Regions from separate parts of the Homo sapiens genome. Here all the other regions are linked to region 3. The links are chromatin loops, found by intact Hi-C in ENCODE. Cell type or tissue: mammary epithelial cell. All regions are shown on one strand. Each heading gives the region's core, and the rest is flanking DNA. Links, peaks and the distances in the headings are about the cores only.

Region 1 (10,018 bases), core at 667-8,666, 65 kb after region 3:
TTATAAATTGCAGTTAGAACTTTTTTTTTTTTAACAAGGAGTATGCTTTACTGTTGTCATTAGAAATATTTTTAGAAACAGATTGTGTGAGAGAAAATAAAGTCCACTAAATTGGAGAGGCCAAGGAGATTCTTAGGCACAGTGCTGCTAATCCAAATAATTTTATGTATTATCATTTTCAGAATAAAGCAGAAGTCAAGGGGACCAGGGTGCAGTGGTGGGTGAAGTTCCAGAAAGCACAGATTGGGCTGGGTGTGGTGGGTCACGCCTGTAATCCCAGCACTTTGGGAGGCTGAGGTGGGCGGATCACCTGAGGTCAGGAGTTTGAGACCAGCCTGACCAACACGGAGAAACCCCATCTCTACTAAAAATACAAAATTAGCAAGGTGTGGTGGCACGCGCCTGTAATCCCAGCTACTTGGGAGGCTGAGGCAGGAGAATCTCTTGAACCCAGGAGGCGCAGGTTGCGGTGAGCCAAGATTGTGCCATTGCACTCCAGCCTGGGTAACAAGAGCGAAACTCCGTCTAAAAAAAAAAAAATAAATGAAAGCACAGATTTTAGTCTCTGAAGCTAGTTGTATGTGCAGTGACTCAGGGCTCAGGTTTCCCACTCGGCTTTGGAGAGCTGCTTTCCTGACCACCATTATGTGTTCTACAATATGAAGACCTACTCCCTGTTCTAGAGAAAGTTACCTGAGCATCATGTCTTCTCTTTTCTTGCATGTCATAGATGGAGATGAAAAGCAAGAAGAGATGAAGTATCTTGCTAAGATAAAGGAATAATATTATCCTAAGCCACCATAGTTTTTATTTTTTATTTTTCACTTTTTTTTTTGAGACAGAGTCTTGCTCTGTCACCCAGGCTGGAGTGCAGTGGCACAATCTTGGCTCATTGCAACCTCTGTCTCTCGGGTTCAAGTGATTCTCCTGACTCAGCCACCCAAGTAGCTGGGATTACAGGCCTGCGCCACCACCTCTGGCTAATTTTTGTATTTTTAGTAGAGACAGCATTTCACCCTGTTGGCCAGGCTGGTCTTGAACTCCTGACCTCAAGCGAGTTGCTCGCCTCAGCTTCCCAAAGTGCTGGGATTACAGGTGTGGGCCACTGTGCCTGGCCATTGCCACAGTTTTTAAAATACTTTCAAGTTGTTACTCTGAGGGACAGCAATCATTTCACAGATGTGGTGAGTGAGGCTCAGAGGTAAAGGAACTTGCTCAAGGAAAGCTAGAACATGGTGATCCTTGGCTACTTCTTTCCTCACTACATCTTGTTTTCCTTCCCTACATCTCCAATCCATTCATTTTCTTTCATCCATCTGCATCCATTTATCAGTCTAATATATATATTTTTTGAGACAAGATCTCACTTTGTCACCTAGACTGGATCTTGGCTCACTGCATGATCTTGGCTCACTGCAGCCTCAACCTCCTGGGCTCAAGTAATCCTCCTACCTCAGCCTCCCTGTAGCTGGGACTAAAGGCGCACGCCACCATGCCTGGCTAATTAAAAAAAAATTTTTTTTATATAGAAACAAGGTCTCACTATGTTGCCTAGGCAGGTCTTGAACTCCTGACCTCAAGCAATCCTCCCACCTTGGCCTCCCAAAGTGCTAGGATTACAGGAGTGAGCCACTGCGCCTGATATTTCTTAATCTAATGGGCTAGGTGCTGTGCCTGACGCTGGGGGCACAGCGGTGAGTCAAAGTTCCTGCACCCAAGGAACTCATAGTCTTGGGGAGTAGACAGATATATCAACAGGAAATTATAATACAACACAGCAAAGGCTGATCTAAACTGGGCTCCTGATGATCCTGCTACAAACTTGTTCTTAGGTTCTTTCCCATCTCAATAAATGCTAAATCCCTTCTTCCAATTTTCCAATTGCTTAGGGTTTTACCCACCAAAGTCACCCTTCACTCTTCTCCTGACCTACATTTGATCTGTTGCACAAAAACCACTGTCTTGACCTTCAAGGTACATCCAGAATCCCAACATGCCTTACCATCTTCATCACCCCACCCTAGGCCGGCCACCATCATTAATTGTATGGGTCACTGCACTCATCTCTTAAGTAGTCTCTTTGCTTTTGCCCTTGACCCCCTTCCTTCCTGTCTATTTTTTTTAGCACAGAAGCCAGACCGATCTCCTTAAACTGTAAGTTAAGTCATGCCGGCCTTACTCTTCAAAGGCATCCCATCTTAGATTAAGAGGTGGACTTTGCAGTCCCTACACATCCCTGAAGATCAAACCATCCCCTCTTCCCCATCTCTGGCCTCATTGCCTGCTCTCCCCCAACCCCCTGCTCCTAGTGTGTCCTTCTCACAGCCTCCCCAGCACACTTGAGATATTCAGCCTCAGGGTTTTTGTGCCTGCAGTTTCCTCGATCTGGAATCTTCATCTAGATTGAGCAGCAGCTCACTTTCTACTCCCTTTGGGTTTTTCTAGTAATGCCACCTGCTCAGTGGTGGCTTTCCTGGTCACTCTATCTAGAATGGAAATTCCTCTCCACCTCCTCCACTGCTTTATTTTTCTTCTTACCACTTATCACTGCCATAACTTAGATTTTACTTGTTTATCTTGCTTGCTGTCTGTCTCCTCCCACTACTCCCATGACGGCAGGTATGTCTGTTGCCTGGGAATACTGCTGCATCCCCAGCACCAAGAACAGTGCTCAGGCTATTTCAGGTGCTCAGCGCGCCATTGGTGAATGAATGGATGGAGTGCAAAGTGAGAGAGAGATGTCCAAAGTGTCATGTGAGCACAGAGGAGGCATAACTTTACGGAGTGGGGGCTGTCAGGTAAGGTTTCCTGGAAGAGGCTATGTCTGAGCTGGGTCTTAAATATAAAGAGGAGGGAACACAACATATAAAGAGAGATAGAGAACGGAAAGGATTAAATCCTCCAGGGTTTAGCACAGTGCTGGCTAAACTCTGCAGGTTTAGAAATGGGCACTCAATATGTATCTGTTAAAGCAGCGGTCCTCAACCTTTTTAGCACCAGGGACCAGTTTAATGGAAGATGATTTTTCCATGGCCTGGGGTTGGGGGGGATGGTTTCGGGATGAAACTGTTTCACCTCAGATCATCAGGCATTAGATTCCCATAAGGCACATGCAACCTAGATCCCTCGCATGCACGGTTCACAATAGGGTTCGCACTCCTATGAGAATCTAATGCTGCCACTGATCTGACAGGAGGCAGAGCTCAGGCAGTAATGCTCAGTCGCCTGCCCACTGTTCACCTCCGGCTGTGCAGTCCAGTTTCTAACCTGTCTGTGGCCCAGGGACTGGGGACTCCTGGGTTAAAGGAATGAAAGGATGGAGGAGAGAGGAAGCTCTTCCAGGCAGAGAAAACAGCAAAAGCAAAGGCAAGGGGTGAGGAGGGCAGTGGAAACAGTTTGATTGCTGGGGCAGAGAAAGGTAAAGAGAAAGATGAAGCAGAGAGAGGTAAGTAGGAGATGGGGTGTGGTGAATCTTGTAGTCCATGCTAAGGTGCGAGGACTTGATGCTCAGGGCAGCCACTGCAGGCTGAGAACCCCAGAATAACCTGGTCAAGATCAGTGTTAATCCCTCTGAAGAGAAGGGATGTAATGTCACTGCTTGGGTTCGTGCTCGTGAGGGTTTAGTTCCTGAACCTACATCTCATCCCCCTGGAGCCACCCCTCTTGTGGCAGTGAAGTTAGTTATTAGCCAAAGAGTACATATGCCCTAAGCACAAGGCACATCCTCCCAAGCACCTTCCCGGGGCTCTAATTTGCAGAATATGAAGCAGGATGGATAGCTCAAGCTATACCGCCTTGAAAAGCAAACCCAGGCAGTACCAGCTTTTGAAGGTAGGAAGACAACCATCTGGAAAAGACAGTTCTAAGACTCACCCTCCAGTGTGCTGAGGTTGGCATTTAGCGCTTTGACTTCACTTGCAATAATGGGACAGAGCTGGCCACAAAGGAATAAAAAGAAAAAAGCAAGTTACCATGTTGTACTGGAAAGCCTTATTGATGGGCCTAGACCCTGCAAACAAAGGCCTTCTGGTTAGCAGTCATTATCCCTTTGGTCATCGAGACATTCTCTTAAATTTGTTGATGTCTATGGGCCTCGCTTTACGTAGATACGGGTGGTATGTCACTGAATGCCAGCTGAACTTTGTAGCAACTAGCACTACATCCAATCAGCCCTGTAAAGAGTGAGTGAGCCCTTGTCGTTTCTTTCTGTGACATGATAGGGCATGCGTCCCAGTCCATGCTGTTATACCCGAGGAACCTGCTGCTGGAGCTGCTGTATCTTTCCTGACTGCTGGGGGTGCCGCCAGCTTGCCATCTCCTCTAGGAGCGGTTGCATGCCCTACCTGGAATGGTTAGAGCTGGAGCTTTTTTTTTTTTTTTTTTTGAGACGAAGTCTCGCTCTGTCACCCAGGCTGGAGTGCAGTGGCGCGATCTCGGCTCACTGCAAGCTCCGCCTCCCTGGTTCATGCCATTCTCCTGCCTCAGCCTCCTGCGTAGCTGGGACTACAGGCGCTCGCCACTATGCCCGGCTAATTTTTTGTATTTTTAGTAGAGACGGGGTTTCACCGTGTTAGCCAGGATGGTCTCGATCTCCTGACCTCGTGATTCACCCGCCTCGGCCTCCCAAAGTGCTGGGATTACAGGCGTGAGCCACCGCGCCCGGCCCCAGAGCTAGAGCTTTTACTTTCCCCCTGGGCTAGTTGGAGAGCACATTATATCAGAGATCTACTTAGAGATCTATTTTGTTGCCACCTTTTTGGAATTTGAAAATTAGTCTTGAGTCACATTAATATTTTTAGGAAGGGGCAGAGGTATCAGCACTGATGTGCCTCTTGTGTGCTCATTGATGTGCTTGGCATAGTGGGTACAGCACAGGCTTGGCTGCCTGGGGCCGAGGGTTGAATCCCTTGGCAAGTTACTTGTATTCTTTGATCTCAGTTTCCACATCTGCAACATTTGCATGGGGATGATAATTGTGTCCACCTCATCACATTGTGAGTAGAAATGGAAGTAATCCATGTAAACTTGCCCAGCTTATAGTAAGCATTGAGTAAGTGTTAGCCGTTGTTAGTTTAACTCCATTTCACCTTCACTACAGCCTTGAGAGGGAGGCATGACGGTCCCCTAATTACAGATGGGAAAACCAAAGCTTAGAGAGGTTAAGTGAGTTGCCAGGTGTTGCATAGCCGGGATTTGAACTCAGTTTACACAGCTAGACAGCTGTGGTCTCAGCATTCTTTTCTATCTTCCAGTGGCACAGAGAGAATCACAGAAACATCTATTATCTTTAAGCCATAAATCAATTTCAGGCAAACTTAATTATTGGCTTCTGTGACATAACTCATTCTTCACTGGCCTCCTGTCAGAGGCAAAAGGACCGTGCCTCGTTTCAAACAGGGGAATGATCAAGTTTGGGGTCCTTGAGGATGACAGTGCACTTTGCCAGGGACTCTAATATGCACACTCATTGGCACTCAGCATCTGTCAGGTAAGGATGGAGAAGGACTATAAGGCTTCTGAGTCCTGGACAGCTGCGCCACCTCCTGGGATGAGCTGCTTGATGCTTCTGAGTGTTGATTTCCTTACGACTTTCATTAAGCACCTATAATGTCTGTCAAGCACCGAGCTGAGCACTAGAGAGATGGACGTGACCAGACCCTGTCTTTGTCCCTTCTTTTCCAGAAGAGTCTTCCTTCTTTTCTATTCCTCCTCATCCCTGTCCTTATCTCCCCCAAAATACAGGTAAACGGTTCAGGGAAGGTGTGGTCATTATTGGAAAGAGAGTGCATAGACAATTCCATCTTTCCCTTCTTCAGACACTGACTTCTGAGACTAGAAGCCTTATAGCTTTGGAAAGGATCTTAATATATTCTATTTTCTTAACTTATTCCTATTGTATGTCCTGGAAATACCTCTTCTTATCCTTCATTCCTTACATATACAAATCCTACCTATATGTTAAGATCTAGTTCAAGTTCTGCATCCTGTAAAAATTATCTCCCAGGACACTTCCAGGCCCTATTTCTTCAAAATTTTCCATTTCTCTGAACCTCTCCTGCTCAATCTAATGATCGTGTAACTGTATACTAAATTCAAGTACTCAGTTAGTTATTGTTTCACAAGCCCGAGTTTGAGCTTTTGAATACACAAGTGTATCCCTCTGTCCTATTCCCAACAGATCCTAGTCCATGGCAGCTGAGCATGCAATAGGTACATAATAAGTAAATTCTTGTTGGTTGTTTGCCCACCCTATGGTAAGAAATTTGAGAGATGTGCTGTTGCTTTCTTTATCTCTGCATCCCAAGCACCTACCACAATATTTGGCACATAGTAGGGATTTGAGAAACTGTTATTAAGTTGCAAAGGATATTTAATGTGTGTGAAAGTGCCTTGGATAGTGCCTAGCACACAGTAGATGCTCAATAAAGGTTTCTTGATTAAGAATTAATTAAAGGATTGGCCAGGCGCGGTGGCTCATGCCTGTAATCCCAACACTTTGGGAGGCCAAGGTGCGCGGATCACGAGTTCAGGAGATCAAGACCATCCCGGCCAACACAGTGAAACCCCGTCTCTACTAAAAATACAAAAAATTAGCCGGGCATGGTGGCGGGCACCTGTAGTCCCAGCTACTTGGGAGGCTGAGGCAGGAGAATCCCTTGAACCCAGGAGGCGGAGCTTGCAGTGAGCGGAGATCGTGCCACTGCACTCCAGCCTGGGCGACAGAGCGAGACTCTGTCTCAAAAAAACAAACAAACAAACAAAAAAGAATTAATTAAAGGATGATAGAACTTCTACTAATGGCATTTTACTGTGGTTGCCTAACCTCTAAAGACTCACCATTTCATTTAAGTTCTTTAAAATGGGTTTCTCCATGGGCTCAGCAAAGGAGTTATACAGAACACTGAGGAAAAAAATGAAAAAAAAAAAAAAAAAAAAAAGAGGTTACTCAGAGACCATAATCAGCCATTTGTAAACCTTCCCTAGGCGATGCCTGAGTATCCAGCCCCTAACTAGCCACTGCCCAACCCAGGGCTCTCATTCACCTGAGTTCTCCGGAAAATGAGACGTGGGCATGGCTCAGTTGGGCGTAGCAATCTTGGAGCTTCAGGGTAGGATGACCAAAGTCATTTCGGGTTAGGATAATGATACCGGTAAAGTAGACTCCGGAGAGAAACAGATCAGCCCCTCCTGTGTCTTGGCTGTTTAAAGAAGTGCAAGGTTATCCAAGCCTGAGTCAGGCACAGAGATGGATCTTGTTTCTCTGATTACCCAGAGACTCTAAGCTCCTGGACTGCAGTGACTTTGTCATGTTCACCTCTGACTTCCTTGCACCTACAACAGGTAGGAGCAGAGTGGGTGCTGATTGAATATTCCCAGAACAGACGAAGTACTGAATATGTGAAAGCTAACAGCTATTGGGATATTCTAATTATTTCACCCTGAGTGCTCTGGCCCTGGCAGCGAGTGAGCTTGTATTGAGCACCCTTCATATACAATGTTTGTTTGGGGAGAGAAAAGAAAGGGCAAGACTGGCAACACTTTATTCAGGAAGGGCATAGATGAAAAAGTGATGCTTAGATGTAGTCTGTGAACTCCTTGAGGGAGTGGATTGTGTGTTACTCATTTCCATGTCCCCAAGACTTAGCATGTGGCCTGACACAGAGTAAGTACTCAGCATATGGTTGATGAGTCATTGAATAAATGAATGAATACATGAATCTATGTTGCTGTGGGGAACGTGTCATTTCTCTACAATCTACAAGACTGGAGTTCTTTAGATGGGGATAAATGTTACACAGCAGGCACTCAATAAATGGTTGTTGACTGACTTAGTGGAAGAATGAATGTGTTATCCTGTGGCACCAACCAAGGCAGACCTAAACATTACACCCAGAACAGTGATTTACACATTGCAACTGGCCTGTAAAAGTACCTTGAATCTGATTTCCTCCTTCTACACGAGGGTGCAAAGGCCTTCCAGTTGGGCTCAGGCTTAAGCTGACTACCATTCTTCAACCTCTGTGTGAGGGAGAAAGACTCCATTTCCCATCACTTACTCCTGCAGATGGGGAAGTGTGTTGAATGGCTGGCTCAAGATCATGCAGTGATTTGTGGGTGATCGAAAATGTTGAGCATGCATCTGTTTCTCTGATAGTCAGGGACTTCTAGTTCTTAAGAGAATCTTAAATGACATTTGATCATATGCTCTGCCTTTAAGAGAAGAATGTTTTTCATCAAAACCCCCCAGTAGGATTTCCTAATTTAAGCCTCACCTGGAAAAAAATGCTTTTGAGAAAGATTGTTAATAATGAGGGAAAGAAGCCTATTGCCAAAAACATTGGTGAATTTCTACATTTTCCGTTTTTGCTCACATTCTCCCAGAACAGCTGCAGACATTTCAGTGGAATACTCACAAAAGTGGAGACTCGAACCCCCAGTCTGTGCTGATGTTGGCAGTGCCATGGTTGGTTAGCGCTTTGATTCCCACTCCAGGCACAAAAGCCAATGAGGTATTTGGAAATGAAAAGGCACTGATTTTTATACTGTAAAACCAGAAACAAGAAGTTAGGGCGACTCTTCCAGCACATCTCTTCAGTCAAGCAAACTTGGGAACACAGTTGCAGAGCTCTTACCATTGAGGCCATTGTGAACTCCTACAGAGAAAAGAACCTCCTGTCTGCAAGGCTGTCTCTGGGGAACTGCCTCCTAATTCTCCTCAAACTCTTACCAGGAAGTCCCTTGAATCCAGTTGATGAGGGAAATGAGCAAGTTTAGAAATATATATGTAATTTTTCTTCTCTCTCGCTCTCTTTTTTTTTTTTTTTTTGAGACAGGGTCTCATTTGTCTCCCAGGTTGGAGTGCAGTGGTGTGATCATAGCTCACTGCAGCCTCGAACTCCTGGGCTCAGGTAATCCTCCTGCCTCAGCTTTCCAAACAGCTGGGTCTACAGGCATGTGCCATCACACTTGGCTAATATTTTTTATTTTTTTTGTAGAGGCAGGATCTCACTGTGTTGCCCAGACTGGTCTTGAACTCCTGGCCTCCAGCAAGCCTCCTGTTTCAGCCTCCCAAAGTGTTGGGATTACAGGCATGAGACACCTCGCCTGGCCTAGAAATATATTTGTAAATAATCAAACAATCTACTTGTTTAGCTTATTTAAAGACAAAAAAAAGGCACAACATTGCCATCATTATTTTTCCTTCAGCAGTTCCAGTGTTTCACGAAAGGGGTGATATTTGTATTTTGCACGGCCCAGCTATTTTTTTTCTTTTTTCTTTTTTTTTTTTGAGACAGAGTCTCGCTCTGTCACCCAGGCTGGAGTGCAGTGGCACGATCTCAGCTCACTGCAATCTCCGCCTCCTGGGTTCAAGGGATTCTCCTGCCTCAGCCTCCCAAGTAGCTGGGACTACAGGCGCATGCCACCACACCTGGATAATTTTTTGTATTTTTAGTAGAGACGGGCTTTCACCATGTTAGCCAGGATGGTCTTGATCTCCTGACCTGACCTCGTGATCTGCCCGCCTCGGCCTCCCAAAGTGCTGGGATTATAGGCGTGAGCCACTGTGTCCAGCCCTTGGCACAGCTATTTTTGTAGAGGACTATCATACACATTACAGGACATTTGGTGCATATGCCAGTAGTGTCCCTCCCCACCTGTCATTGGGACAATCAGAAACGTGCCTTCCTCCTATTTCCAAATGTCCTCTATGTGGACAGTATCTTTGCTAGTGGAGAAACTTAGAGAGTTGACTTCCCCTAGGATTCTCTGGGCTGTCAAAAGGGTAACTAGGAGGCAGTGAGTTGCATGTAACCTGCAAAGGTAGATGGCCACATGCATTATAAGAAATTATTATGAACAGCTGGGCGCGGTGGCTCACGCCTGTAATCCCAGCACTTTGGGAGGCCGAGGCGGGCAGATCACAAGGTCAGGAGTTCGAGACCAGCCTGGCCAACATAGTGAAACCCCGTGTCTACTAAAAATATAAAAATTAACCGGGTGTGGTGGCATGTGCCTG
Region 2 (9,845 bases), core at 1-8,000, 270 kb before region 3:
TCTGATGATTAGTGATGTTGACATGCCACAACATTCTTGGTCAGCCTCAGCAAAATTATACATCTTATATTCACATTCACATGACTTGCCATTGGTTTCACGTGGAAGGATACATGCCAGGAAACATGGTGTGCCAACAGGCTGATATCAAGCCCATGTCTTTAGTCAGAGTCCTCACAGTTGTCCACCCTTTATTCCAGGGCTTATTCTCTGAAACCTGCTCCCCAAGTGACAGCTCAGGTGCGTAAGATCACATGGGTGGTACAGGGCTACCTGGCTTAGAAGCCTATGTTCCAAATAGAAACTGGTATTTCTTTTGACAGTCCCATGGTCAAAGCTTTCAAAGGTCCCAACAAAGCACATACCTAGTTACAAAAATCAGTCTACTCAGGGAAACCCAAAATATAGTTTGCCTCTTGATTTTTTTTTCCAAATTAGTCCACCAAAAATTGACCATAGGATGTAAAACATTTCTAACAATATCAAAGTCTAATTGATTCAAGACTTCAAAAGTTGCAATTACTCTTCTTTAACTCTAGATGCCCCCATTGGTTTAGAATTCATTCATGGCTCTCCCAATTTAGATAAAGATGACCAATTATGAGCCATTTTTATTAGTAGTCTGGTAACCCAACACAGATTTCCAGGTTTCCAAGGGAACAGAGCCAGAAAGTTAACCCAAGGTCATATTTATTCCTAGAAAACAGAAGGATTTTGTTAATCCTTTACTTTACTCATGCATGCACAGACTATGGAATCCCTAAGAGACCTTCAACTTCATTGCCAAATTTTTAAGAGCTGTGACAAACCTAACGTCAAACAAAGACTGCTTTTATGGCAGCAGAACTGAATCACATCTATTTGCTGGACCTGTCACAGGCTTTCTTTGTGTTGTATCAACTGCTTCCTCATGTCTCAAGTCTTTGAAAGTATTACAACCCAAACACATTTCTAGTTGATGCCCTAGACCGAGTTCATGCTCTAGATCAAGTATTTGGTTCATGCTCTTGACTATGTCAATAGAAACTGTGCCTTCAGCTCTACCATATTCTATTATGGCTCATGATTCTAGCTTCTTATCCACATAATGTGACATAGTGCAAAAATCTGAACTTACACTCCTAACCTGGACAAATGGTTGTCTTGTTGCTTCCTACTGCCAGTGCTAAAAGGAACAAATTATTTATCACACACACACGTAAAAGAGTTCATTCAACAAACATTTCCATATGAGGCAATCTTTTAGCTCTGAATATGCATATATCATAGAGGCTAGTATATACATGTATATTACTTTTATCTAAGTTACCAATGTTTTTAGAGATAATGTTATGGATGAGAATCGTTGTGTATGTTCTTCCTGGTACTGAGATGCCACATTCCCTTCCCTTCCTTGATGCATATCTCTTTGCCCCCCCAACTTCTTGTCCCAAGATGCTATTTGGATCTTTCTGTTGACCTGTTCTGCCTTCTCTGCAGCTCTACCGTCTGTGTTGGAGCCTGCGCAACAGCAAAGAGGAGCGTATTGACCTGGATGCGGAAGAGGAGAACATCCAAGAAGGCCCTAAGGAGACCATTGAAATAGGTGACTTATGACCCAGAGCAGATCCTAAACCATAAAAGTTACTCCTACAACAACAAGACTTTACTGAAGTTCTTCCCTAAATAATTTTATCAGAGCTCAGATGTCTCCCCTCCAGGGCAGTGAGGAGTAGGGTGGGGATGAGATGGATAAGTGGGTTTGGGGAAGTTAACTCTGAGTTCAAGGGAAAGAAAGGGTACAGAATCATTCAAGCTCCCTCACCCCTCATATTTAAAAAATTTTTGTGAGTACGTAGTAGGTGTATACATTTATGAGGTACGTGAGATGTTCTGATGCAGGCATGCAATCATGCCTGCAAGCAAGCACATCATGGAGAATGGGGTGTCCACCCCCTCAAGCATTTATCCTTTGAGTTGCAAACAATCCAGTTGCACTCTTAATTTTTTTTTTTTTTTTTTTTTGAGACCGAGTTTCACTCTTGTTGCCTAGGCTGGAGTGCAATGGCGCAATCTCGGCTCACTGCAACCTCCACCTCCTGGGTTCAAGCGATTCTCCTGCCTCAGCCTCCTGAGTAGCTGGGAATACAGGCATGCACCACCACGCCCGGCTAATTTTGTATGTTTTTAGTAGAGATGGGGTTTCTCCATGTTGGTTAGCCTGGTCTCAAACTCCTGACCTTAGGTGATCTGCCCGCCTTGGCCTCCCAAAGTATTGGGATTACAGGCATAAGCCACCACACCCGGCCTTGCACTCTTAATTTTAAAATGTACAATTAAGTTTTCATTGACTATAGCCACCCTGTTGTGCTATCAAATAGTAGGTTAGTCATTCTTTCTATTTTTTTGTTGTACCCATTAACCATCCCTACCCCATCCCCAGACCCCCACTACCCTTCCCAGCCTCTGGTAACCATCTTTCTACTTTCTATGTCCATGAGTTCAATTGTTTTGATTTTTAGATCTCACAAATAAGTGAGAACATGAGATGTTTGTCTTACTGTGACTGGCCTATTTCACTTAACATAATGATCTCCAGTTCCATCCATGTTGTTGCAAATGACAGGGTCTCATTCTTTCTTTATGGCTGAATAGTACTCCATTGTGTATATGTACCCATTTTCTTTATCCATTCATCTGTTGATGGACACTTAGGTTGCTTCCAAATCTTAGCCATTGTAAACAGTGCAGCAACAAACATAGGAGTGCAGATATCTCTTCAATATACTAATTTCCTTTCTTTTGGGCATATACCCAGCAGTGGGATTACTGAATTATATGGTAGCTGTCTTTTTAGTTTTTTGAGGAACCTCCAAACTGTTCTCCATACTGGTCATACTAACTTTCATTCCCACCAACAGTGTACATCCTCACCAGCATTTGTTATTGCCTGTCTTTTGGATATAAGCCGTTTTAACTGTGATGAGATGATATATCATTGTAGTTTTGATTTGCATTTCTATGATTGATGATGTTGAGCACATTTTTATGTGCCTATTAGCCATTTATATATCATATTTTGAGAAACGTCTATTAAAATCTTTAGACCATTTTTGATTGGATTCTTACCCCTCATATTTGACAGCACTCAGTGAGTAAGTGTGGGTGAGGAATTTGCCACCCTGCCTTGATTTGAGGAATGGCCAGGGATAAGAGAAGAGTTGGAGCTCTTCTGACATAGCCTGTGAACTGAGGGCAGATGGAACCAAAGCTATGGCCAGTTCTAGTGACATCAAGATGAGGGGATAGAAGCCCTTGGGATCTTATGTCATACTGGCTTACAATATCAAATGCAGAAAATCAAATTTCTCTCGAAGACCAATGAAATAACGCTTAGTCAGTGCCCAGAGACTTATCCTGTAAGTTAATACTTTCTTCTACTTCAGTATTGCAACTTTTCCTCTCTATGTGGGAAACGTGCACACGTGGAGGATGGTTGTGGAGGTGTGTGGTGTGCAGAGCTATGGGGGCTCAAGGTCATATGTGCTTTACCTGGTGCTGGGCTGGAGGCCTCATATCACTCCATCTGAAGGAGAGCACAGGTGTAGCTCAGAACAGATTCTCAATCTGGCCATCAGGAACATCATAGAATCCTACCTGGGGAAAGAGCCCTAGAGATCATTTGGTCTTATCATCTCATTTTATAGACATGTAAATTGAGGCTTAGGGAGGGAGAGGCTGTGCCTAAGGTCTCAGCTTTGTTACAATCTGCTCTTGATCTTCGAGTACCTTTCAATTCTAAAACTTGTGACTGCAAATACTGGAGAGAGCCTGGAGCCACAGCAGCTGGCCATGGTGCTGAAAACAGCCCCTTCCTGCCTCCCTGGGGCAGGCAGGCAGGAACATGCCCTCTACTTCTCCTACCTCCAAAAATGTCTCCACACTGTGTAAGAATATCATAGATTTTAAAGGGACATGGATTAGGAGTATTTTGAGTGTCAAAAGATCTTATTGTGGAAGAAGAGATTATTTTTATGCCAGAAGGCAGACTTAACACTGGTGGGTGAAAAGAATTCATCCGATTTTAACTCAGAGTAAGGAGGCAAGATAGTGCAGAGATAGACTGTGAGATTTGGAATCAGGAAGAACTGGGATTTAATCATCATCAATTCTCTTCCTAATACTCTGGGAAAGTGATTCCATTGTTCTAAAGCTCAGATTCATCACATAAAAGTATTCTAAATGAAAACCCATGCCTCTTATGCTCTGCTGTAAGAATTGTCTATATTTACCACCATCATGATTGCTTTGAAGGAAGAGTTTCTAATTGAGTTGGTCTGGACAGGGATGAGCAGTATGTGTACATCTGTCAAGGATTCTGTAGAGGGAACTTCCGTACTGGCTAGAGATTTGACTTGGTGACCTCTGAGGTTCATGGCAGCACTCAAATTCTGTTGTGTCTTCATGAACTTAGGGTGAAATCAGACTGAACATCCTACCCTATTAAAGCACAATAAACTAAGCTATCTTTAGGGATTTTACAGACCATGAATGTCACATTCACCATTCTCTGAGAAACAGCAACACAAGGAAGCTTTGCAGGTGCATCACTGTCCCAGTATCATCATCCTCACCACCACCACCACCACCACCATCATCGATAATGATATGATCATAACATGTTTTAATTATAAACACTTTAGTGATTCATTTCAGCAATGCATCATCCTCTTAAGGCAGATAACGCAAGTACAATTCTTCCAATTTTCCTTCCTTTCCAGAACAGGAAAATGTGACACAGAGAATTTCCTAAGGCCATTCAATTTTTTTTTTTTTTTTGAGACAGAGTCTCACTCTGTCACCCAGGTTGGAGTGCAGTGGCACAATATCGGCTCACTGCAAGCTTCACCTCCCGGGTTCACGCCATTCTCCTGCCTCAGCCTCCCGAGTAGCTGGGACTACATGCCACCATGCCCTGCTAATTTTTTTGTATTTTTAGTAGAGACGGAGCTTCACCATGTTAGCCAGGATAGTCTCGATCTCCTGACCTCGTGATCCACCCATGTTGGCCTCCCAAAGTGTTGGGATTACAGGCATGAGCCACCACACCAGCTGGCCATTCAACTTTTTATTGGCCCAGAAAGTCATGTATTTCTCACTTGAGGTCATCAGTGATCCTAGCTTATTACTCCTTCTTTCCCACTCTGCTATTTTGGTGGAGTGAGTCAAAGGGGAGAGGTGTGAGTGTGTGAGACAAAAGAGAGAATAGAAAGAGACCTACACTTTTTGACATCTACTGTGTCAAGGGACATGGATTAGGAGTATTTTGAGTGTCAAAAGGTCTCATTGTGGTAGAGGCTCTACCACAATAAGAGAGGCTCTACCCCAATAAGAGCTAGAGGCTCTCTCATTAAATCATTAAATTCTTCATTAGTACAATGAAGAAGGTATTATTTATCCAATTCTTCTGATACATGAAGATAAGGGAGGTGAATTAACAAGACCATAAAGCCAGGTTTTGGTCCCAATTCTGACTCGTGTGAACTTGGTCACTGAGATTCTTTCCAGTTCTAAAATTCTGTGATGTTTTAAAGCTAAAATTCTGTGATGCTGGCCATGGTGACCTACATCTGTAATCCCAACATTTTGGGAGGCCAAGGTGGGAGTATTGCTTGAGTCCAGGAGTTCAAGACAAGCCTGGGCAACATACTCAGATACTCTACAAAAAAAAATTTAACTGGACATGGTGGCATGCACCTTTAGTCCCAGCTTAGCTACTAAGGAGACCGAGGTGGGGGGGATCATTTGAGCCCAGGAGTTCACGGCTGCAGTGAGCTATGATTACCCCACTGCACTCCAGCCTGGGCAACAGAGCAAGACTCTGTCTCTTAAAAAATAAAGATAAAATTCAGTGACTTGTAAAAATGGGAAAGTGCTTTGCAGGGTCTGTGACTGTGGTGCTGAAAACACAGTGGGCTTGATCTCTTATCTAGTGAGTGCCAGAGTGGGCATTTGAAACCAGGTTTGTCTACCTCCAGGGCCACGCCTGGGCTCAGAGGAGGGAATCAGTTCCCTTGGTGGGTATTCAATTTGAGCATCAGGGCCAGGTGTGGACAGTTTGATTAAGCAGTGCTGATATGTGACATTAGATCCTAAGCCTGGGAAGTATTGCTCATTGCTGCGCCGCAACAGGAGCTGTTCAGACCAGTTCTTACCACCTGGCTGGGTCTGTTGTGAAGCCTTAGAATGGACAGATGTAACCAACGCACTCCTGAATCATGCCAGCCAGACTGCTTTCTGGTGATGTAGTGAACAGATATGAGATTTTGTGTTTCAGAGTTGAGTTTTCCTTCCTATGGCACAATTCCCCAGCCTATTATTAATGTGTCTTTATTATAAACTATTATTTGATCTGACTGTTCCAAATCAAAATGAATTTGCATTGGGCCTGATAGAGATAAAACTTAGACTAGCTGATCCTAAGGATGCAGATAGTAAGACCATTTTGTCATTAAGTTTGTTGGAACATTTTCTACCGTTTTCATTCCTTAAAACAAGAAAATATGGGGGAAATTTGGGGAAATTTCTCATTTTTGGGAAATTTCTGCAGAATAGCAGATGCTTCATGGTGTGGCTTCTCCCCTGAAAACTTTTCTAGTCCATCCTGCTTCTGTGTCCAATAATTCTTCTATGCCTTTGCCCAGAAACACAAGTTCCTGAGAAGAAAAAAGGAATCTTCAGGAGAGCCTATGACCTATTTTGTGGGCTAGAGCAGCACGGTGCACCCAAGATGACTGAGGAAGAGGAGAAAGCCATGAAGATGAAGATGACGGACACCTCTGAGAAGCCTTTGTGGAGGACAGTGTTGAACGTCAATGGCATCATCCTGGTGACCGTGGCTGTCTTTTGCCATGCATATTTTGCCTGAGTCCTACCTTTTGCTGTAGATTTACCATGGCTGGACTCTTACTCACCTTCCTTTAGTCTCGTCCTGTGGTGTTGAAGGGAAATCAGCCAGTTGTAAATTTTGCCCAGGTGGATAAATGTGTACATGTGTAATTATAGGCTAGCTGGAAGAAAACCATTAGTTTGCTGTTAATTTATGCATTTGAAGCCAGTGTGATACAGCCATCTGTACCTACTGGAGCTGCAGAAGGGAAGTCCACTCAGTCACATCCAGAAAAAGGCAGACTAAGAATCAGAAGCCATGTGATTGATGTCTGACGTGAGTCTGTCTCAGGTAGATTCCGGGTGTCAGTGTGGTTTATAATCCTTGAATATTGTTTTAGAAACTTTGGTCTCCCTGGTTCCTGCCACTTTTCCTGTCCGTCCTCCTCCCCATTTTTTTTTTAAAAGAAAGCTGTTTTCCCCTCATCATATCCCTCTTGAGTTTTGCCTGGACTTTCCCTCTCAAGTGTGTCAATCAGGTAAACTGAGGAATGCATGGAAGCTGAGGATGGAGCTTGATGGGCTCCCTGTCCTGGGTGTTTGCTCTCTGAAGTGGAGGCCTGAGGAAGGTAGTACTTCCACAAAAGGGAGGGACCCGGGCCCCAGCCTCAAGCTAGTGGGGGAGGCAGATAGCCTGAATCCAGGGGATTTTCTGGGCTTCTTAAAATGTCCATTGTGAGTTCCCCGTGTTTGGGATTCCACTCATTTTGGCATTCACAGTGCCTGGAATGTCTTAGATTTTCAGCAATGCGTGTTGAATAAATGAATGACATAGGCATTTATTTTTAAATCTTTGCTTGCTTTTTACATGAGCCTGGCCCTTAGTTAACCTTTTCTTGTGGCTACACAAAGTATGCTCACTGGTTACTAATGACTTGGGATGCATTTGTCAAACTGATTATATTAGTTTTCTAGGGATGCCATAACAAAGTAGCACAGACCAGATGGCTCAAGCAGCAGACATTTATTTTCTCACAGTTCTAGAGGCTAGAAGTTGGAGGCCAAGATGTCAGCAGGGTTGGTTTCTTCTGAGGCCTCTCTCCTTGGTTGCAGATGGTCATATCTCACTCTGTCTTCCGTGGCCTTCCTTTTGTCTGTGTCCTAAATCTACTCTTCTGATAAGGACATCAGTCATATTGGAATAGGACCCACCCTAATGTCTTCATTTTAATCACCTCTTTAAAGCCCCTACCTCCAAATACAGTCACACTGTGAGAAACTGAGGGTTAGGAAGTCAGCAAGTGAGTCTTGAAGAGATACTAAACAAACCCACAACACAGATAAAGTATGCATTTTGGAGATTTCCAAGCCAGAGTCTCCCGTGAAAAAGGTAAACGGAAGCAGTTATTGTGCAGCAAAAGGAAAAAGAATTACAAACTGAACGTATGTAGGTGAGGCAAGGCAGGGTAGGGCAGGGCCTTTGGGTAGGCTGATCAGAGGGTTTTTCAACAATAAATCAATGGGAATGCATTTGTTGCTCCCAGGACCCTGGCACCTTGACTCTGGTACTATAGCATGTCAGCAAATACAAGCAAAGCCCAACACTCTGATTTGCATTTATGCCAATCTAAACTATCCGGTGTTTAGTTTGATTTTTTGAGTGCAGGTTCATTCAAGGACCAGGTTCCCTTGTGCTCAGGGTGAAGTAGAACCAGAAAACATCGTTATCCATTCCCAGAAGTTTTGGAAGAGCCTTGGTAGAAAAGCAGAAGCTGCTTTGACCGTGAAAATATTTGACTCCTATCAGTTTTTGGTCAGGAGAAGATATCCACCTAGACCAACCTGAGGAGAAGGCTCAGAGTACAGATATACCCCGAGCAACGTGATCAATGTCCTTGAACCTTCATTTTTCATCTGAAAACAGAGACATAAATGCCTGGCTCACAGATTTAAATGTTATACATTGACAGCATTTATCAGTATAACATTTATTTAAATAAGTAGGTGCTCAATAGGTGTTGGTCTTCTAACTTGTCTACATCCCATCCCCATTCCAGGGTCTTCAGAATTGAAGGAGAGATGTTGTATCACTGTTAGAAGGCTGCTTTGGGACATTCTGCAGCAGGGAGGAGGGACTGTCAACCCCTACACCATGACCACCAAGTTCCTCACCTTGGCTGAGTCCCTAAAACTCTCTGAACCTCAGGTTCCTCCAAGCATAATGCAGACTTCACAGAGCTGTTGTAAAGATTAGGTGAGGTCAATTGATACTGCTTAAAAGGCCCGGTCCGTAGAAAATGCCCAATAAACATTACTGCTTTCCCCCTCACCCTACTGCCTGAAAAAATATTACACCTGTGAGACTGACTTTGAGAACCAGTGTGGGTGGGGAGTTGTGCATATAAACTATTTAATGAGTACCAAACACAAAAGTCAAGCTTGTAAAATATCAGGCCTTGCCCCAGAAAGACAAATACCACATGATCTCACTGATATGTAGAATCTTAAAAAGTCAAACTCAGAAGCAGAGAGTAGAATGATGGTTATCAAGGGCTGGGGGAGGGAGGGACTGGGGAGATGTTGGTCAAATGATACAAAGGTTTAGTTAGGTGGAATAAGTTCAGAAAATCAATTGTACAATGTATCAATTATAGTTAATAGCAATATAACATATACTTGAAAATTGCTGAGAGTAGTGTGAGTGTTCTACCACAAAAAAATATGTGCAGTAATAGATGTTAATTACCTTAATTTAGTCATTTCACAATATGTACATATATAAAAATATGTTGTATGCCATGAGTATATATAATTATTATTTGTGAATTTAAAAAATAAAAATAATTTCCAAAAAAAGTGACAGGCACTGGACACGTAGAGGAGGGGCCAGAATTAAGCAGATGGGCCCTAAAAGTCAATGGGGTCAGAGTTTTCTTTCCCTGGGTGCTGTAATGTACCTCAGCCATACCTACACACCT
Region 3 (10,018 bases), core at 633-8,632:
TATGTAAAATGCATTAGTATTAGAGTTGCATTACTTAGTATTGTGGTTGTCATCTAGCTTTTTTTTTTTTTTTTTTTAAACGGAGTCTTGCTCTGTCGCCCAGGCTGGAGCGCAGTGACGCGATCTCAGCTCACTGCAACCTCTGCCTCCCGGGTTCACGCCATTCTTCTGCCTCAGCCTCCCGAGTAGCTGGGACTACAGGCGCCCGCCACCACGCCCGGCTAATTTTTTGTATTTTTAGTAGAGACGGGTTTTCACCGTGTTAGCCAGGAAGAAATGTTAGTGTAGAAAGGTAATATATTCCAAAAGAATCTGTTTTTCTTAATGAAGAGTATCCACACAGACACTCATAGCAAAAAAAATTATAAGATGCATCAGAGATAAATAAAATAAAGTGTAGTCTTCCTAGAGCTGGATTTAGTTTCTGGTTTGATTTATTTTAACGACAGACATAAGAGATCACTTCGTAATGAAGTACAATTTCACACTATAGAAACAGAGTAAAAATATCTTTTTGAAGAAAATGCCAAATCTACCTTTAATCTCAAGGAAATAGGATCGCTCAAATAGATCTGTTAGCATGTTACATATTAATAGACAACCTGCTGTGTAAATTACTTAAAAGCCATCTTTTGCAAAAATTTTCTCCCATTCTGTAGGTTGCCTGTTCACTCTGATTATCGTTTCCTTTGCTGTGCAGAAGCTCTTTAGTTTAATTAGATCCCATTTGTCAATTTTGGCTTTTGTTGCCATTGCTTTTGGTGTTTTACTCATGAAGTCTTTGGCCATGCCTACGTCCTGAATGGTATTGAGTTCATGTCCTTTGCAGGGACATGGATGAAGCTGGAAACCATCATTCTTAGAAAACTAACACAGAAACAGAAAACCAAACACCACATGTTCTCACTCATAAGTGGGAGTTGAACAATGAGAACACATGGACACAGGGAGGGGAACATCACACACTGGGGCCTGACGGGGGTTGGGGGCTAGGGGAGGGATAACATTAAGAGAAATACCTAATGTAGATGATGGGTTGATGGGTGCAGCAAACCACCATGGCACGTGTATACCTATGTAACAAACCTGCACGTTCTGCACATGTATCCCAGAACTTAAAGTATAATAAAAAAATAAATAAAAATTTAAAAAATGGTTAAAAAGCCATATTTTAAAAGGTTTTTAAAATTCACAACATACTCCATTTTTGATATAACTTCTAATATTTCTTCTCTGTGGTAGAAATTTGTTCCTGAGAAATAAGAGGCCAAGGATATTACAAGAGCACAAAAAGTTTACATAAATGTGTTAACATTTTAAAGGCAACTATATATGAATAACATTAAAACATTGTTAAAAATTTATTAGAATGAATAATAAAATCATCAAGTTTATACTTAATAAGATCAAATATATTGCTTATATAATTTTAAAAGTAGTGCAGAATGTTTATTATTCTAGTCTCACTAAAAATGATAAACTTCAAACATATCTATAGGAAAATAATTACAAAACTCAGCAAGTAATATGGGAGATAATTTGAAGAAATGTTGAAATAGTTTCTTACATAAAGACACTAGGTATTTCTTTCATAAAGGACACTAGGTAAAAGTTCCAGCAATGAGTAGGGAGGTGATCTAGGTACATTTTATTATTGATTATTGATACAGGTTTTCTCTTGAGAAAGTGCACAGTTGGGCTCTTCTCTCTCTCTCCTCTCTCTCTCTCTCTCTCTGCAAGACAGTTAACAACAATAAAACCCACCTGGTCAACCCATCGACAACACTCAGCTTTATCCCTATCCCTCTCTCACCGTTCCTCTAGGGACACAGTTACCCTGTGGTTTCTCCTGGGTTCTTTCTCCTTCCTCCTCCAGATCCCTGGGATCAGCCATCAACCCTCCTGATACCCCCTCTCCTGTTTGGCTGCCTTCAGGCTCTTTGTTGAACCTGACACCAAAGGATGTCTTTTTAAACTGTCAGTTTCATCTATTCTGCCTCCAGTTCACAACCCGAAACAATCCCAGATAATGAATCAAACCAAACCCCTCACTGACACACAAGGACCTCTACAGTCTGGATTCAAATGTCCTTACCTGACTTGACACTTACACTTCACTTGTTCAATCTTCTCATCAATGATGTATTCTGTCATCCCCTCAGCATATCATTGCATTGAAAATGTCTCTTTTTTTTTTCCAAAGCCCTATCTTTCCAAAGCTAGTAATGTGTGAGTATTTGTTCCAGAGCAGGACCCCACAGCCCAGTGAGACCCAAGTCACAATCACCTCTTTCCCTGGCCTCTGTGGAAGGAGCTGCCCAGGACTTTGCTCCCAGAGCCCTCTGCAGCCTCCCCGCAGCCTCCTTTCATTGGGTGGAGGTGATATTTTGCCCATGTCCTTCTAGTAATGCAAGAAAAACGTATTGAAAAATGCTGTCTTTCTTTTAGTATCAGCAACTTGGGCCATGGCCCAGGGCGTGGCCATAGATACTTCTAGACTGACACTCACTAGGCTCTCAGGCCGACACCACTCACATGACTTCTACTGAGGGAATGCAGTCTGGCGAGAGAGCAGCAGGAGACACTGTGGATCTCAGGGTCTGTGCAGTGGGCAGCCACAACTGTGCCAACCCCCTCCTACCCCACAAATTCCGCAGGGCTGGGTGATGGAGCCTGCACTCACTGAGGCTGACCTGGAAGCTGTGCCCTCCCTGGGTGTGGTTCCAGCACCCACTTCTTCCCAGGTCTGGCCTGTCGGACTTCCCCTGTCCACCAGCCCCTAGGACTTGAATAAATACATGGGGTAAAGTAGAGGCAGGCAATGTGGGGACACATTGGCATCTGTAACTCCTCCTCTGTGAGGTCAGTGGAAGGGATAAGAGAGGCCTGGAGCAGCCCACTCCAGCTCTGGACCTCAGAAGGGCTGTGTCCACCATGGCTCCTGTCCTCCTGCTGCTCCTCTCTCACTTCCCAGGTAAGGACAGGCCTCCCACGTCCAGGGCAGGTCCCCCAGGCTTCAGCAGTCCCCTCTGGCTCAGATCTTCCAGCAACTTCATGCTGGTAAGTGAGCCAGCAGCCATATCCACCTGTGTCTGCAGGTTCCCTCTCCCAGCCTGTGCTGACTCAGCCGCCCTCCCTCTCTGCATCTCTGGAAGCACCAGCCGCACTTCCCTGCATCCTGAGCACTGGCGTCCATGCTGATTTCTATTGGATATACTGGTACCAGCATAAGCCAGGGAGCCCTCCCTGGTATCTCCTGAGCCACTACCAAAATGTACTTCATGACCAGGGCTCCAGGGTCCCGAGCTGCTCCTCTGGATTGATGGAAGGCTGGTCCAATAAAGGGCTTTTGCTCATATCTAAGCTCCAGTCTGAGGACGAGGCTGACTAATTACTGTGTGATTGAGCACAGCAGTCCTTCGCACACTGACACACAGGTGGGGAGGCGGGATAAAACCTCAGCCTGCTCAGAGTCTTGTTCTCTGACAATGTTTAGATATTAAAATAACTCACATATACAAACTTCACAGGAAAGCACTTTCTGGCTCAAAAAATACTCTCTTCTCAATTCTCCATAGAATGTTTCTGAAGTCTCAGGAATGCTGAAAACAAAAACAAAAACCTCCTGATACACTGCGGTGTTGCCCGGTTATCTAGATGAGCAAAACTCAGAGCCTGTGGAGTTGACTTTTTTATTATTATTATTTTTTGGAAGAAGAGAAATGAGCCTTTCCTAGTTTTCTTTTCGGCCAGAGGCCGGAGACCATTCAAGCAGGTAGACAGTCGCTACAGCATGGACTACTGTCTTTGAGGGATCAGAGCAGAAACCTCCTTGTCCCTCTCCAGTCACCTCCCTCCAACCCCGATCATCTGTGCTTGGGGCTGCCTGAGGCTCCCCGTGACCCAGGGATGAGGCACTAAGGTGTGAAATGAGTGAGGACACAGGTCCCAGGGGAGTTCCAGCGAAGATGTGGCCAGAGTCACTCACAGGTAGGTACCTGCACCTTCAGTGTTCATGTCAGGAGGTTGGGGGTATGGATGGGGGGAAATGAGGGCCTGAGGCCAGCAAACCTCTCTGTGGAGCGTGAGAGGGTGAAGGCGAGGCTCCACCATTGCTGGAAAAACACCATGCCTGCTCTGGGGAAGTTGGGGGATGTTGATTTCATGGATGTGACTTTCCTATAGCTGATCCCACTCAGGACCACAGGGACCCCCATGGGTGATTTTCTCAGAGACCACAGAAACTATCTTGTGTTTTCTCCTCTCATACCTTACCATTGGAGCTTTTCAACAGTCCAGGTGGCGGGGAGGGTTGTGGGACATCAGGGAGTAGGAACTCCGCAACCTGTGCATGCAGAATTCCCCTTGTAAAGCTCTTGTTGTGCCCCAGACCCTGAGGTCACCTTCTCCTGCACAAGGGGCAGTAGAGACATTGGGAGTTACCATGGCAACTGGTGCCATGGACTCTGAGGCAGAGCCACTGTGTTTGTCACCTAGGACAGGGAGGATGGACCTTCAGAGATTTGAGCCTCATTATCCAGATGCAGGTTTGTCAATAGAAACCCTCTGTCCACCTCTGGACTCCAGCATTATGGGTAAGGCTGATTGTCTCTGTCACATAGCTGAACACAGCCTCATAAACAGAAAGAGCTCCTGATCCATGGAAAAATGGATAAAAATGTTGTCCCTCTCATCTTACCAGAATGTACGTTGGGCCAAATAGTGGCCATGGCACTAGCTGTGTAGGTGGCAGCTGCAGAGCCAGGGGCAGTGGATGGGCCAGGGGGATACGGCAGGGTGGGTGCTTGTGGGGTCAAGGTAGAAGTGGTGAGTAATGGCCCCCCAAGGTTGAATGTGTTTTGGTGCCTGGGGCTGGCTGGCCTCCAGGAGGCTGGGGCTGGACTGGAGCTGGAGGTGGCAGGCCTCCAAACTGGAAACAGTGGTCAAAGGTGGGGATCTGTGCTGCTGCCCCACAGGGGCCCCAGATATGGGCTAAGCAGTGGCTCCAGGGTTAGTGGAAAGTTTCAAATTTGGGGTGGGGCCACAGAACCCCAGTGCAGGAAGGTGGTAGTGTCCTTGGCTGAGGCTGTGCTGCCACCTAGGGATGTGGGAAGGGTCTGGAAAGATGGAAAGTAGTTCCCACTGGAGCCAGCAGGAGGCCCTAGAATGAGAGGCTAGGAAAGGGGAGTGGTGTCCGTGGGGGTGACAATGGTGTCCACTGGGGAGCCAGTCCTGCAGATGTGCTGGCTGAGGGCCTGGAACTGGCTGCACATGCAGCGAATGGCTGACCAGGGAGAGAGGGGCCTTAGGATCCATGAGGAGAGAGAGGCCCTGAGTGAAGAAGACAGGAGAATGCATACACATTTTTGTTGGGGTTGACTACTTCATTATGGGGGTGCTGCGAGACATGAGGAAGGCTGAACTGGCACCTGCTGCAGCTGTGGCTAAGGCCGTGGGGCAGGCCTCAGATGTCTTGAGCAGCCACCAGCCTGGGTCAGTGCCCTCTCTTCCTCTCTTTGAAGAGCTAGACTTGTATCCTTGCTGCCTCACCCATGAGCATCTCTGTTCCTGGTTTCCTCTCCGAGTATGCACTGACTCACTCACCTCCCTATCTTTATCTCTGAGAACTTCGAGACTTGCCTGTGCTCTGAGCAGTGGCTTTAATGTTGATGACTTTGTGACCATGTGGTATCAGCAGAAGCCAGGGAATCTTCTCTGGGTTCAACTGTACTCCTCAAGTCCACTGTGGGGATTAGAAATCCAGGGGCTTGGCTGGGCACCGTGGCTCACACCTGTAATCCCAGCACTTTGGGAAGCCGAGGTGGGTGGATCACAAGGTCAGGAGATTGAGACCATCCTGGCTAACACAGTGAAACCCCATCTCTACTAAAAATACAAAAAATTAGCCGGGCGTGGTGGTGGGAGCCTATAGTCCCAGCTACTCGGGAAGCTGAGGCAGGAGAATGGTGTGAACCCGGGAGGCAGAGCTTGCAGTGAGCTGAGATCGTGCTACTGCACTCCAGCCTGGGCAACAGAGCGAGACTCCATCTCAAAAAAAAAAAAAAAAAATTACTGTGAAAAATATTCCATTACATATTCCCAAGCAAATGAGCTGCATCTTCTTTACTGTATTTTACAATTTAGTACCACAATTTTAGGCCTCAATCTTCTCTTCACATCACTGGTATTTTAAATTTGGCAATAAATATGAAATTCCTTTTGACTTACAGACTCATTATATTATTACTTTGAAAACGCATTAATTTCTTAGGAAGGTTTTGAGCCTCTATCTTTTTTTGAGTTAATATTTAAATTCTCTGCTTATTTTAATAGCCTGTACTAAGTGAAAATAGTATTTATGCAAGTAAACAAATCACTATAGGTGTTCAAGACTTTAATTTTAAATTTTGTCATCATTGAGGTTTAAATTTTTTACCTGCTGTCCACTTAAAATGTATATTAACAGCTTGTGACGTAAAATAGTTTTAAGTATGATATACGATGCACCTGCATATAAATGAAGATGGCGTGCACAAAGACACTTTGCTATGGGAACTGTACTGGAAGATTTATGAAAGCATGTGAAATTGCACCTAAAATTGTGCTATTAGTGACTATAAGCAGCAATGCTAAATTTATTGTACTTGATGAATGAATGTATTTAGTCTAGTGACAATTACTTTGGTTTAAATGTGTAAATGTCTTGAGTTTTTTTTTTAAAGTGTAATTTGTACTATTGTGGGGGTGTACTTGGACTGCAGGGGTTATTGTCAATGTGTGATTTGTGTTTTTATTTTATGTATAATATATATTTATTTTATATAGTAGATGATTTCATAGAATCATCTAATGTGATATATCAATTTTTTTTTATTTTGAGACGGAGTCTTGCTCTGTCACCCAGGCTAGAGTGCAGTGGCGCGATCTCGGCTCACTGCAAGCTCCACCTCCCGGGTTCATGCCATTCTCCTGCCTCAGCCTCCTGAGTAGCTGGGATTACACGTGCCTGCCACCACACCCGGCTCATTTTTTTTTTTGTATTTTTAGTAGAGACGGGGTTTCACCATGTTGGTCAGGCTGGTCTTGAACTCCTGACCTCAGGTGATCCACCCGCCTCGTCCTCCCAAAGTGCTGGGATCACAGGCGTGAGCCACAGCAACTGGCCAGTGTGGATTTCTAGAGAGGGGGAATTCTTCTCCACACTTGTTGGGGAAGTAAACTAATACATACACTACGGAAACAATGTGAGGCTTCCTCAAAACATTAAAACTACAATGACCATTTCCGCTAGCAATTGTACTGCTAGGTATACATTCAACCCACATGAAATTGGTACATGGAAGAGAGAGGTGGTGGACTGCAGCACTATTCACAGCAGTCAGGGAAATGAATCAACCTACCGTCCATATGCAGATGAAAAAATAAACTCCCATGTGTGTACACAAAGGACGACTCTTCAGCCAGGAAAATTCGATGACATCACCTCATGGGGAGCCCTGTGGTTGTACCTGGAGGATGTGATGGTAAATGAAATGAGCCAGGCAGAGAAAGACAAACCTTGTATTATCTCACTCATACAGAATCTAAAAAAAAAAAACTTGATCTCAAAGACCTAGAGAGTGTAACAGCGGTTACTAGAGCTTGGGGGAAGAAGGGAGGATGATAAGGGATTGGAAATAGGTGCATAAAAAATTACCACTAAAGTATGCAAATATAAATATGTGGGACTAGGTAAAACTTTAGGATTTCTACAGAGCAAAGGAAACAATGAACCAAGAGTCAAGGCACCCTAAAAACTGAGAGAGAATTTTGGAGAAAATTCTATCTCTGAAACGGATTCTCATCTAACATGTACAACAAACTGACACGACTAAGGTGAAATAAACAGTATCAACAACAAAATGAAAAACCCCTGCAACCTCAAATACCCAATCCTAAAGGACCTGAATAGACCCTGTCTGAAAAGGAGACATGAAATTGACACAAATGAAAAGTTTCTCACAATCACTAATTCTCACAAAAACATAAATCAAAATCACACTCAGTTACTATTTTATTTCACTAAAAATGCATATTACCAGGCCAGGTGTGGTGGCTTATGCCTGTAACCCCAGCATTTTGGGAGGCCAAGGGGGGGTGGATCATGAGGTCAGGAGTTCAAGACCAGCCTGGCCAACGTGGTGAAACCTCATCTCTATTAAAGATACAAAAAATTAGCCAGATGTGGTGCCACGTGCCTGTAATCCCAGCTACTCAGGAGGCTGAGGCAGGAGAATCGCTTGAACCCGGGAGGTGGAGGTTGCGGTGAGCCGAGATCATGCCATTGCACTCCAGCCTGGGTGACAGTGTAAGACTCCATCTCAAAAAAAAAAAAAAAAAAGCATATTACGAAAACAAAAACAATAATTTTTGAAGGGGATGGCCAGTGCAGACGTGCAGAAAGGAAAACTCTCATACACTATAGGTAGGAATTAAATCACTCTACACACTGTGAAAAACAGTTGGAAGTTCCTCAAAACGCTAAATACAACTACCGTTTCAGCTAGCAGTCCTACCACTGGGTATACCTTTAAAGCAAGTGAAATCCTCATGTTCAAAAGAGGTATCTGCCTTCCCATGGTGACTGAAACACTAGTCACGACAGCCAAGGTACAGAATAAACCTATCTGTCCATCCTCAGGTGAAGGGATAAAGAAAATGCCGTGTGTGTGTGTGTGTGTGTGTGTGTGTGTGTGTATGTATATATATATATATGTATATATATATGTGTGTATATATATATATATGTATATATGTATATATATATATAATGAAATACTCTTCAGCCATAACACTCCAGGAAATCCTATCACCTCTGCAGCCAGGTGGAGAAAGCTGGAAGACATTAGGTAAACTATGAAATGACCCTGGTTGGAGAGAGATCTACACTGCATGATCTCAGGCATGCAGGATCCAAAAAATTTATCTCCTAGAAGCAGAAAGTTCAATAGCGGTTACCAGAGGCTGGGAAGAGGAGGAGGCCTAGGCAAGGAATGGTGAGCCGAACGCTCCCCACTCCAAATGTATTTACTTGTTTAGAGACAGAGTCTTGCTTTGACATCCAGACTGGAATGCAGCGGTGCCATCATGGCTCACTGCAGCACCCACCTCCCAGGCTCAAGTGGTTCTTCTGTCCTAGCCTCCCAACTGGGACCACAGAAATATGCGAACATTTTCAGCTAATATATATTTTTTTAATTTGTAGGGACAGGGGCTCCCTATTTTGCCCATGTTGCTCTCAAACTCCTGGGCTCAGGCAATCCTCTCACCTTGACCTCCCAAAGTGCTGAGATTCTAGGCTTTAGCCACCATGCCTGATCGTATGTTTACATGTTGAAATTCTAACCCTCAATCTCATGGTATCAGGAGGTGGGAGGTAATGAGGTCCTGAGGGTGGAGCCCGCATGAATGGGATTGCTGGCTTATTAAAAGGAACCCCAGAGAGCTCTCTTCTCCCTCTCTCTGCCAGGCGAAGACACAACCTGAAGTCTGCAGTCTGCCACACAGAAGACAGTCCTCACCAGGGCCCAACCAGGCTGGCACCCTGATATCCGACTTCCAGCCTCCAGAACTGGGAGAAATACAATTCTGTCTGCCCTGGGGATGAGCTCCCCAGGCTATGGCTCTTTGCTCTAACAGCCTGAACTAGCATAGAAGTGCTATCCCATCATCTGGGTTGTATTCTATTCAGAAAGGCGTCACTAACCCCTCAGTGCTGTGATCCTTGCGGACGCTGCCCACCATAGGCTGAGATGAGGCACAGGGTCTGGTTCTAAATAGAATCAGAAGGCACTGGAAAGTGCAATGTCAGAGGACGATGAGGGCTGAATTTCATATAATCTCAGCCTCTACTGGTGCGCATGGAAAACGAGGCCCAGAGCAAAAATGCCTTTCTCGAGATCACACTGTGGACCCCAAGCCCATTGGAGTTGTATTCCATGCTACCTCTCACCCCTCACTTCTTCTTGAAATTCTTCCA

The links. Peaks named below come from ENCODE experiments on the same cell type or tissue, not always from the same donor. Only the 100,000 strongest peaks of a DNase experiment are listed, where the experiment ranks them.
Region 1: it touches region 3 in a loop (6-fold over the local background); 2 of 110 quality-filtered maps call a loop at or near these places.
Region 2: a loop joins it to region 3, with 4 times the contacts of the local background. A loop is called at or near these places in 7 of 110 quality-filtered maps.

Annotation. Positions count from the first base shown.
Region 1 is chr22:32,438,798-32,448,815 of GRCh38, forward strand. It overlaps BPIFC (BPI fold containing family C), which reads right to left. Exons shown (of 17, transcript NM_174932.3): 5 at 8,415-8,543; 6 at 7,044-7,199; 7 at 6,838-6,901; 8 at 3,874-3,934. Among named protein-coding and RNA genes, the nearest start is that of BPIFC, 21 kb to the right of the region's middle. In mammary epithelial cell, for the core only: a CTCF peak has its summit at 5,545 (motif pointing left); no DNase peak of the experiment used is centred there.
Region 2 is chr22:32,103,307-32,113,151 of GRCh38, forward strand. It overlaps SLC5A1 (solute carrier family 5 member 1), which reads left to right. Exons shown (of 15, transcript NM_000343.4): 14 at 1,480-1,585; 15 at 6,684-9,723. The coding sequence ends at 6,907. It overlaps LOC105373000 (a long non-coding RNA gene), which reads right to left. Exons shown (of 3, transcript XR_938172.3): 3 at 3,551-3,636. Among named protein-coding and RNA genes, the nearest start is that of C22orf42, 51 kb to the right of the region's middle. In mammary epithelial cell, for the core only: a CTCF peak has its summit at 535; no DNase peak of the experiment used is centred there.
Region 3 is chr22:32,373,748-32,383,765 of GRCh38, forward strand. It overlaps LOC339666 (a long non-coding RNA gene), which reads left to right and starts at 2,917. Exons shown (of 3, transcript NR_038918.1): 1 at 2,917-2,974; 2 at 3,579-3,990; 3 at 9,509-10,018. It also overlaps the pseudogene IGLCOR22-2. In mammary epithelial cell, for the core only: a CTCF peak has its summit at 5,129; a DNase peak (open chromatin) is centred at 7,474; H3K27me3 peaks cover 195 bases.